Regions from separate parts of the Homo sapiens genome. Here region 1 is linked to region 2. A link is an interaction called in ENCODE POLR2A ChIA-PET data of the cell type or tissue named here. Cell type or tissue: OCI-LY7. All regions are shown on one strand. Each heading gives the region's core, and the rest is flanking DNA. Links, peaks and the distances in the headings are about the cores only. Region 1 holds the start of MIR4462 (microRNA 4462). Region 2 overlaps ZFAND3 (zinc finger AN1-type containing 3).

Region 1 (4,393 bases), core at 268-4,267, 470 kb before region 2:
GGTTACAGGAGAGGGAAGAGGGTCACGCTTGGGAAGCACCTAAAGCTCACTTTCTTCCTGGAAGGCACCTGAAGTTCTACCTTCTTCTAGAGAAGGGCCTCCAGGGAAGAGGTGGAAGCCGACCTTTCCGTGCCCCCAAAGTTAGAAAATGAAGCTAGACAGCGGGGCAGCCTGCGTGATGCCGGCCTGAGTCAGACTCATTAAGATTCCTTCTCAATCTACCCTGGGGTCCACAGGGCAAAGAGAAACCTGTGAACCATGCAGGCAACTGGGTTGAGAGAGAAAGATTGGCAGGGAGGGGGGAGAGAGGTGGAGGTGGGGAGGAAGACAGGTGGGGTGGCGGGGAGATGGAATGGGGAAGAGAGAGGGGGAGAGAGGCTGAGGACCCCAGGCCAGTGCGCCAGGTCTGGATTCTTTAGCCAGTCCATTCTAATGACAGCTCTTCAGTGCGCCCCTCCCTGCTTCCCCCCAGGAGCAAGGATAATTACTGGAGATAATGATCACTTAGGGGGCAGGGGGCACTTTTCATTAACCCCAGACCTGGTATCCAACTGCCCTTCCCGAGGAGTCTGCCCCTCACCCCATCCTGCAGGGCCCACTCCTGCTAGCCCCCACCTTGGGCCGTGCCACTGGCAAGTCCCTGTGCCTGTCTTCACCTTAATTCCTGGGTGAGTGACATTTAAGGGCAAGCTCTTCATTGGGCCATAACAATTTACAAGCCAGGCAGTGGTGGGTTGTTCTGAGGCCCGCGGGGAGCGGTGGCCCTTTATCATCTGCCGGGGCGAGGGGGCCAAGTGATGCATGGCTCCTCATTAAAGCCCCACCAACAACACCGGGGAAGTAAAACATTTTAGCAACCCATTCACTTTTCATTTCCCAAGCCACCCTCCGTGTCAGGAAAGCCACTCCTGACTTAGGGCAGCTGGGAAGCACAGAGGCCTTTACGTGTCTTATTTATATCTTCCCGTCCCTCCCTCGGGGCACTGTCTAGGGCAGGAAGCCAGCAGGGCTTCACGCCGCCATCCCCTTCATGCTCCCTGAGCTGCTCCCCATCTCGCCCCTGAGAACAGGCAACCCAGAACCATCTCTTGCTGGGGTTTACAAAGTGCTTTCATTCACCCACCGCATCTTCACTGAGCTCCTCAATCGCTCAAGGTCTGTCAGTAGTAAGTGCAGAGGCTGGATTTGAACTTGGGTATCTGGGGCACATTTAAAGCCAGACCTTCCCACAAAGAGGTGAGACCAAGCAGGGGGAGCTCAGGGGAGGTGACCTAGGGTTGGCCCTGAAGCCAGCAGGGGTGTGGAACGGGGATGCCCAGTGGCCCTCCCTGGGAGACAAGTCATTTTTGCAGGAGAAGGTGGGGTGGGTGGGGAGACGGAGTCACCGTTCTTTCTCATCTCAAGCTTCACTACTGTGAGGCTCTGAGATTTTCTCTTTCCATTTGTGCCTCTCTCTGGCTTGTCCTCTCTCCCCTGTCTTTTCTTTCTCTCCCTCACCACGCCCCTACTTCCTCCTTTTTGTCTGTCTCCATCTCTCGGGCATTTTCTAGAGAAACAACCCGGTGAGCTGGGAAGAGAAAGTGACGTGGCCTTGGCCTGCGAGCACCCAGCTTCACAGCCAGCTGTGCCACCGCCGGCTGAGTCTGGACATCTCTGAGCTTCTTCCGTTTCTCACGTGTAAAATGGGTCTAGGCCTGGCGTGGTGGCTCACGCCTGTAATCTCAGCACTCTCAAATGAGTATGGGACCCTGGAAAGTCCTGGAAGTCTCCTTCTTCTCGAGAACTTTTAACATCAAGAAAAGCCCTGGCTGGGCGCGGTGGCTCACACCTGTAATCCCAGCACTTAGGGAGGCCGAGGCGGGTGGATCACGTGGTCAAGAGATCGAGACCATCCTGGCTAACATGGTGAAACCCCGTCTCTACTAACAATACAAAAATTAGCTGGGTGTGGTGGCGAGTGCCTGTAATCCCAGCTACTCGGGAGGCTGACGCAGGAGAATCGCTTGAACCCGGGAGGCGGAGGTTGCAGTAAACTGAGACTGTGCCACTGCACTCCAGCCTCGGTGACAAGAGCGAAACTCTATCCCCAAAAACATAAAACATAAAAAATAGCTGTCTTTCATTTTCAACAGTGGCTGCAAAGATGAGAAGCCCAGCCCAGAAGAGGTATACAGTGGATGCTGGTACCGGAGGCAGACCTGGCCCACAGTCCGTTACAAATCCAGGCTCCTCTTTCCTCGGTGTGGAGTGTCTGGCTGAGAAGTAGCTGCCCAGCCAGGAACCCCATTTTTCAGAACCCTTTGTGTATATGTGGGGCCGAATTTCTAGTTCTCCCCTATGGACTCTGTGCAAGGCGTGGTGTGCTGCTTTCAGATGGAAGGATGAAGAATTGGTCTTTCCCTGTCTGGCGGCTGCACAAGGAGAAGTCAGAGGTCTTCAAGGGGGCAGAGCCAGAGGAGGGAGGGAGCCAGGGGAGGCCACCCTGACAGCAGTGCTGGCGCTGGACTGTGACTGAGCAGGAAATGAACTTTCACAGGCTGAGCCACTGAGATGGGGCTAGCCTCTTACAGCAGTGGCTTTACCTCTTCTTTTTTCCATCCCTCCCTGGCAACTGTCTTGATCCCCGTCCGGCTGTCCAGGCCTCATGATCTGGAGGGAGGGCGTCCCGTTCCCTCTGACCTAGGCCCTTGCCCTGACTCCACGGTGGGCCAGATGCGACCATCTTGGCCATCAGGCTCAGGGCAGACTGGGGCCTTCTTTCCAGGTGCCAAGCGCAGTCCCCACCTCAGTGGATGCTGACAGGACGCTCTGGTGGCCCAGGAGGTCTTGCTTAGTCATACGATCCTCTGTGGATTAGTGTATGGGGACCCAAGCCACATGGGACTTTAGAAATCCCCCTTTCCCTCAGGAGCACCCGGGGAAAGAGAAGCTACCATCCGTCAGTGCAGTTAGCCTCGGCCCCACATCCTCTCTGACCCTGGCTTTTGTCTTCCGGGGGCTCTGTGGGCCTCCTTGTGCAGCCTCCCCATGGTGCTGGGCTGGGGCCTCCTGCATTTTCATGGTTTCTGTGACCCTGCCTTCTCCCAAGGCCTCCCTTAACCTCTGCCTTGCTTCCCCTGACCTTTCCCTACCTCTCCCTGACTTCTCAGCTCTGTTCCCTGCAGCCCGCTCCAGGTCCTCCCTAGGGGATGCTGTGGCACAGACGCCTATGTCTTCCTCCGAATAGAAGCACAGCCAGAGACTCAAAGAGGTCATCTCCAGGGGTGAGCTTTCTCTTTGCCTCTGTCTTAGCAGAACATGAAGTCCCTGGAGGGAGACCATGGCAAATCGGATAAAAATCTCTCTGTGGCAGATTCACTTTCCTGGGATTAGCCCGACTCTCACGCTGGCCCTCCCCAGATGGACTCTGCCCTGAGTCATTGGTACCTGATGGCAGAGTGGGCGGCAGCTTTCCTCCCCTGATCTTCTCTCCCAGTCCCTGCCTCATCACCCTGAGTCCTCAGCACACTCTCTACCCCTGAGCCCACCCTCTCCCAACTTGAAGCTCCCGATCCTCTGCCACCAAACCATGACCCTGCCCTTCCTTCTGAACTCTGAGTGGCATTAATTGCCTCAAAACATTTCTTAGGCTAATCTCCCAGACTCTGGTCCCTGTACTCTTCTTTTGACAAGGCGAGGGCTCAGCTCCAATTATCCTGAGGCGGTGTTGAGGGGGTGGACATTGGAACAACTCTTCTGCCTCTAATCAGCTACCTGAGCAGCACAGGTGAGTGATTCACCTGAAGATTCTAAGCCAGCAGCATAGCCTCTGCTCTAAGGGACCTCATGCAGGAAACAGACAGACAAGGGCCGTGAAGTATTCTGGTACATGTGGTACTGTGAGGCCCAAAGGAGAATGGCCAGTTTCACTGGGGAGGGGCCGGGCTCAGCAAAAACCTCACTAAGAAGAGGGAGCATGGAGCTAAGTCTTGAAGGATGGCTAGGTGTTCAGTAAATGGAGGAGACAGCGGTGGGGAGGGTGTTTCAGACAGACGGCACAGCCACTGCAAGGCCCTGGAGGGAGCATTGAGTCCCACACATGGAAGGGCCAGAGGGAGGAGATGGGGAACAGACAGGGTGAGAGGGCCTTGCCTCCCTGCTGAGGGGTCTGGCCTTTATCCTGAGGGTGGTGGGAGCTGCTGAGGGAGTTAACCCAAGGAGTGACCTGATCAGATTCGTTGGTTTCCTCTGCCCCGAGGTCTTCTTACTTCTATCCCAACAACTGAGCTAGCCTCCCGCCCCCAGCTCGGGCCGGCACACCGTAGGTGCCCAGCATGAGTGCGTGGACACCACTCGTGTCTCTCACCATTGTCCCTAAAATCAAGCCCACAGTCCATGGAGGCTTGCCCTGCCA
Region 2 (4,393 bases), core at 104-4,103:
GTCTAAAGACTTTAACCTTGCTTTTCTATCCCTTTACCATTTGGTCAGAATTTATCTAAGAGCAGATAGGTAAATTGTGTAATTTCTACTAACTTGTAATATGTACTTAACTTTAGGATTACCATTATTTTGATCCTGCAGGGCACAGCACAACTTGATTGGAACAGCCTTGGGCTGGAGTAAGGACTCTTAGTATAGTTCAGCCACTAGCTGTCTTGATGACTGTTTTGTTTTCTTTCCTTTTTCTCTTGTAAAGGCAAGGAACGGGTATGTGTGTTGGGAGTGGTTAGCTTTAAGGACAAAGAATGCATATTCTTTGAAAATAAGTAAAATCAAAGTTGCTACTAGAATGTACTATTCTTTGTGAATTCATCAATTTGTAAAAATTACTGGGAGAAAAAGCGTTTGGTAATACCTTTCAATACACTCTAACCATGAATCTATAAGGCTACAAGGAGCTTTCAGAAGAAAGCTAGCCAGACACTGAATCAAGGAGGGTTTTATCCTTCCGATAGGTTTTTATTCACAAAACCTCTCTAGAGAAGGAGCTATGCATGTGTGTGTAATATGTATTTTAAGGTAGACATTACCCCTTTTCATTGAAGACAGTTGATGTGATTGAAGTATTATTCCCAACAGCTTAGCATGAGACATTTAATAACATTTTAAGACATTTCAATAACAACATGGAAGTTTTATATTTTAAAAAGATTTGAGAGATCAAAAAATGATAAGTATATGAAGTAATGCATATGTTAATTAGCTTGATTTAGCCATTCCACAATGTGTATATATTTTGAAACAACATGTTGTGTATGACTATGTAATTTTTATTGGTCAACTTAAATAAGATTTGAAAGTTTTAGAATCTAGAATGTCCTGCCTCTAAGCTACCTGTAATCTGACTTTTTGGCATAGGCAAGGAAGAAACTTTTCATTTTGGCATGAGGAAAATATTCAAATGTAAGAGCAGTTTCATACACCTATAGACAAATGTCTTTTACTTGTCTGGAAAAATCCAGAACAATTCAAGAAGAAGAAATAGCTTTTACAAAAAAGTGATGTATAATAATTTAAGTGGTATTTCCGCTTCCTTACTCAGTTTAGTCTCTGATACGTCCTATCACTGTCTAAATTACTCCATTATTAGGGGAAAAGGCCAATTTTTAAAAGCAGGTTGGGTGCAGTGGTATGTGTATGTAGTCCCAGCTACTCGGGAGGCTGAGGCAGGAGGCTTGGTTGAGCCCAGGAGGTCAAAGCTGTAGGGCACTAAGATTGAGCCTGTGAATAACCACTGCACACCAACCTGAACAAAACAGTGAGATACCGTCTCTTTAAATCAAACAAACGAGACGAAACCAGGTTACTACTATTGACCAACTGTAGAAATCACTGGGTTCAGTATTCCTTTCTTTAAAAATGTATGATTCAACCCAGCAGTTCCAATACTAGTTATTGAAAATTCAAAACAGGTGTATAAAAAAGTACATATATGGCCAGGTGTGGGGGCTCACGTCTGTAATCCCAGTACTTTGGGAGGCCGAGGCGGGCAGATCATGAGGTCAGGAGATCAAGACCATCCTGGCTAACATGGTGAAACTGTCTCTACTAAAAAATACAAAGAATTAGCCAGGCTTAGTGGCTGGGTGCCTATAGTCCCAGCTACTTGGGAGGCCGAGGCAGGAGAATGGCATGAACCCGGGAGGTGGAGCTTGCAGTGAGCTGAGATGTGCCACTGCACTCCAGGCTGGGCGACAGAGCGAGACTCCGTCTCAAAAAAAAAAAAAAAAAGTACCTAAACGTGCATGTTTGTTGCAGCACTATTCACAATAGCCAGTAGGTGGCAGGCAGCAGCCTATTTCTTCCATTGGATGAATGATTAAATAAATGGTGGTATATCCATACAGTGGAATATTACTCTGCCATGAAAAGGTATGAAGTACAGATGATACATGCTACAACATGGACAAACCTCAAAAACATTTATGTCAAGTAAAAGAAACCAGACACAAGAGGTCACATATTATATGATTCTATTTGTATGAAATATGCAGAATAGGTAAGTCTGTAGAGGTAGACTCAGATTGGTGGTTACCAGGGGCAATAGGAGAGGGAATGGGGAGCAATTGCTTAATGAGTATGGGGATTCCTTTTGGGTTGATGAAAATGTTTTGGAACTAGAGAGAGGCAATGGTCAAACAAAGTTGTAAATGCACTAAATGCCACTGAGTTATTCACTTTAAAATGGTTTATTTTATGTTCTGTGAATTTCACTAAAGTAGAAAATACATATGTATTGTTCATTATTTCTCCTTTGGTTAAATCCTTTAATATATCTGGTATCCATTCACATGTCACATGATCATTCTGAGAGCTACTCTTCTCAGATTTCACATGTCTAGTAGATGTTAATATTGGATCCATTCATTACATTCCTTTGTTTTAGAAATATGTTTCCATTTTCTGACTCAGGGCTTAAGCTGCTGTAAAAATGGCAACATTAAAAATTCATTTTTCCTATAGGAATTCACAAGTCACATACTCTTATTAAGGGACATTACTCAGGAGAGACAAAGGTCTTTTTTTAGTCACATCAATACTTTTTCATAATTACTGGTGGTACTTTCACCTCTTAATTAGAAGTGGTGGTTTGTTTTTATCCCCCCTTTTTTAGGAGGCACAATATCCAAGTAATTTAAGTGGTATTTAAATGGTATGGAAGAAAAGATAATTTCTCTGAATTTTTATTTTTTTGAAACTTGTATTAACATCAGAGTCATTACTACAAAAAGTATACATGAAGATATTGAATCTTGTGAACTCCTTTTTTTTTGGTCTGTTTTGTTCTTAGTGAAATAGTTATGCTGAATTAGTGGTATTTATTACTATAAAACATTAGCCTTTAAACAGAAGACTAGTTTGGCAAATAGCTTGCTTACTCATCTTTTGGCCAGTCTCATTCATCCATACAGGGAATATTATTCAGAGATATAAAAGAATGAAGCACTGATACATGCCACAACATAGATGAATTTTGAAAACTTTCATGCTGTGTAAAAGGAGCCAGTCATGAAAGACTGTATGTTGTATGATTTCACTTATATGAAATGTCCAAAATAGGCAGATCTACAGGGACAGAAAGTAGATTGTTTTGCTTAGAGCTGCCGGTGGGAGTTGTCTGGAAAGTCGGAAGGGAATGAGTGGTCCTTGCTAAAGGGTACAGGGTTTCTTTCTGGGGTGATGAAAACAATCTAAAATTGGTTGTGATGCTTGCACAACTCTGTGAATATACTCTGCCTAAAACTATTGAACTATTGAATTGTACACCTTAGGTGAGTTTTATAATATGTAAATTGTATCTCAATAAAGCTGTTACAAAAATAACCTATTACTTAAAATATAAATTATTGACAAATTCTTTATCAGATCCATTTCTAAACCAAGTTCTTCAGCAAACCTCTTAATGTCTCTGTCCCCTAAATACACTTACATCCAGTTTATACTGGATCATTTTTATACTTGATATATTGTTTTATGACTTTTCTTCATAAATCCTGTTTCTCTAGTCCCAAGGTCCAGAACTACTCCTTCTTTTGCCGTCTGTTTTAGCACTGTGATCAGGAAAACACTAACTATATAAGGTCTCAGAGGATGATTACTTAGCCTTGACATTCTACATTACATTATGGATTCTGCTAGCATTTATTATTTGTATTACTTTAGGATTTTTTTTTTTTTTTTTTTTTTTTTTGAGACAAGAGTCTCACTCTGTCACCCAGGCTGGAGTGAAGTGGCAGGATTTCAGCTCACTGCAACCTCTGCCTCCAGGTTCAAGTGATTCTCGTGCCTCAGCCTCCCAAGTAGCTGGGTCTACAGGTGTGCACCCCCATGCCCCACTAATTTTTTGTATTTTTAGTGGAGATGGGGCTTCACCATGTTGCCCAGGCTGATCCTGAACTTCTGAGCTCAGGCAGTCCGCCCACCTTGGCCTCCCAAAGTGCTAGGATTACAGGCGTGAGCTACCACGCCCGGCCAATCCAATTTTAGGATCTTATGTGGTAGATATTATGGCTCTTTGCATTTTAATAACCAGAGAGAGAGAGAGAGAGAGAGAGTGTAATTTAATACTAGGTATCTCCCTCAAGGTTTGGGACACTATTTGGGAAGCAAATTTAGTTTTATTTCCTGCCTGCACATTAGCTAATTTACTCTTTACAGATGAAATTCCAGGTCTAAGTTTTTGAATCAATTAGTGTTTACTAAGTAAGGAATAGATTTACTGACTTTTTTTGGTGGGGGGAGGGCGGAACTAAGTAAATTCCTATTCCGTTCCCTAAATATTTTCCCCAGTCCACGAAGAGAGGTCTTCAAGAGCCTACAGGGCTCTAAGGAC

Evidence for each region. Peaks named below come from ENCODE experiments on the same cell type or tissue, not always from the same donor. Only the 100,000 strongest peaks of a DNase experiment are listed, where the experiment ranks them.
Region 1: POLR2A ChIA-PET joins it to region 2 with 5 read pairs; 1 of 35 experiments calls an interaction of 5 or more read pairs at or near these places.

Annotation. Positions count from the first base shown.
Region 1 is chr6:37,554,493-37,558,885 of GRCh38, forward strand. MIR4462 (microRNA 4462) reads right to left here and starts at 930; the gene lies at 873-930. RefSeq lists enhancers at 1,517-1,606, 2,157-2,206, 2,317-2,416, 2,627-2,836. In OCI-LY7, for the core only: no CTCF peak of the experiment used is centred there; a DNase peak (open chromatin) is centred at 2,509.
Region 2 is chr6:38,022,697-38,027,089 of GRCh38, forward strand. The region is part of intron 2 of ZFAND3 (zinc finger AN1-type containing 3); the gene reads left to right. Among named protein-coding and RNA genes, the nearest start is that of ZFAND3, 210 kb to the left of the region's middle. In OCI-LY7, for the core only: a CTCF peak has its summit at 1,862 (motif pointing right); a DNase peak (open chromatin) is centred at 1,835.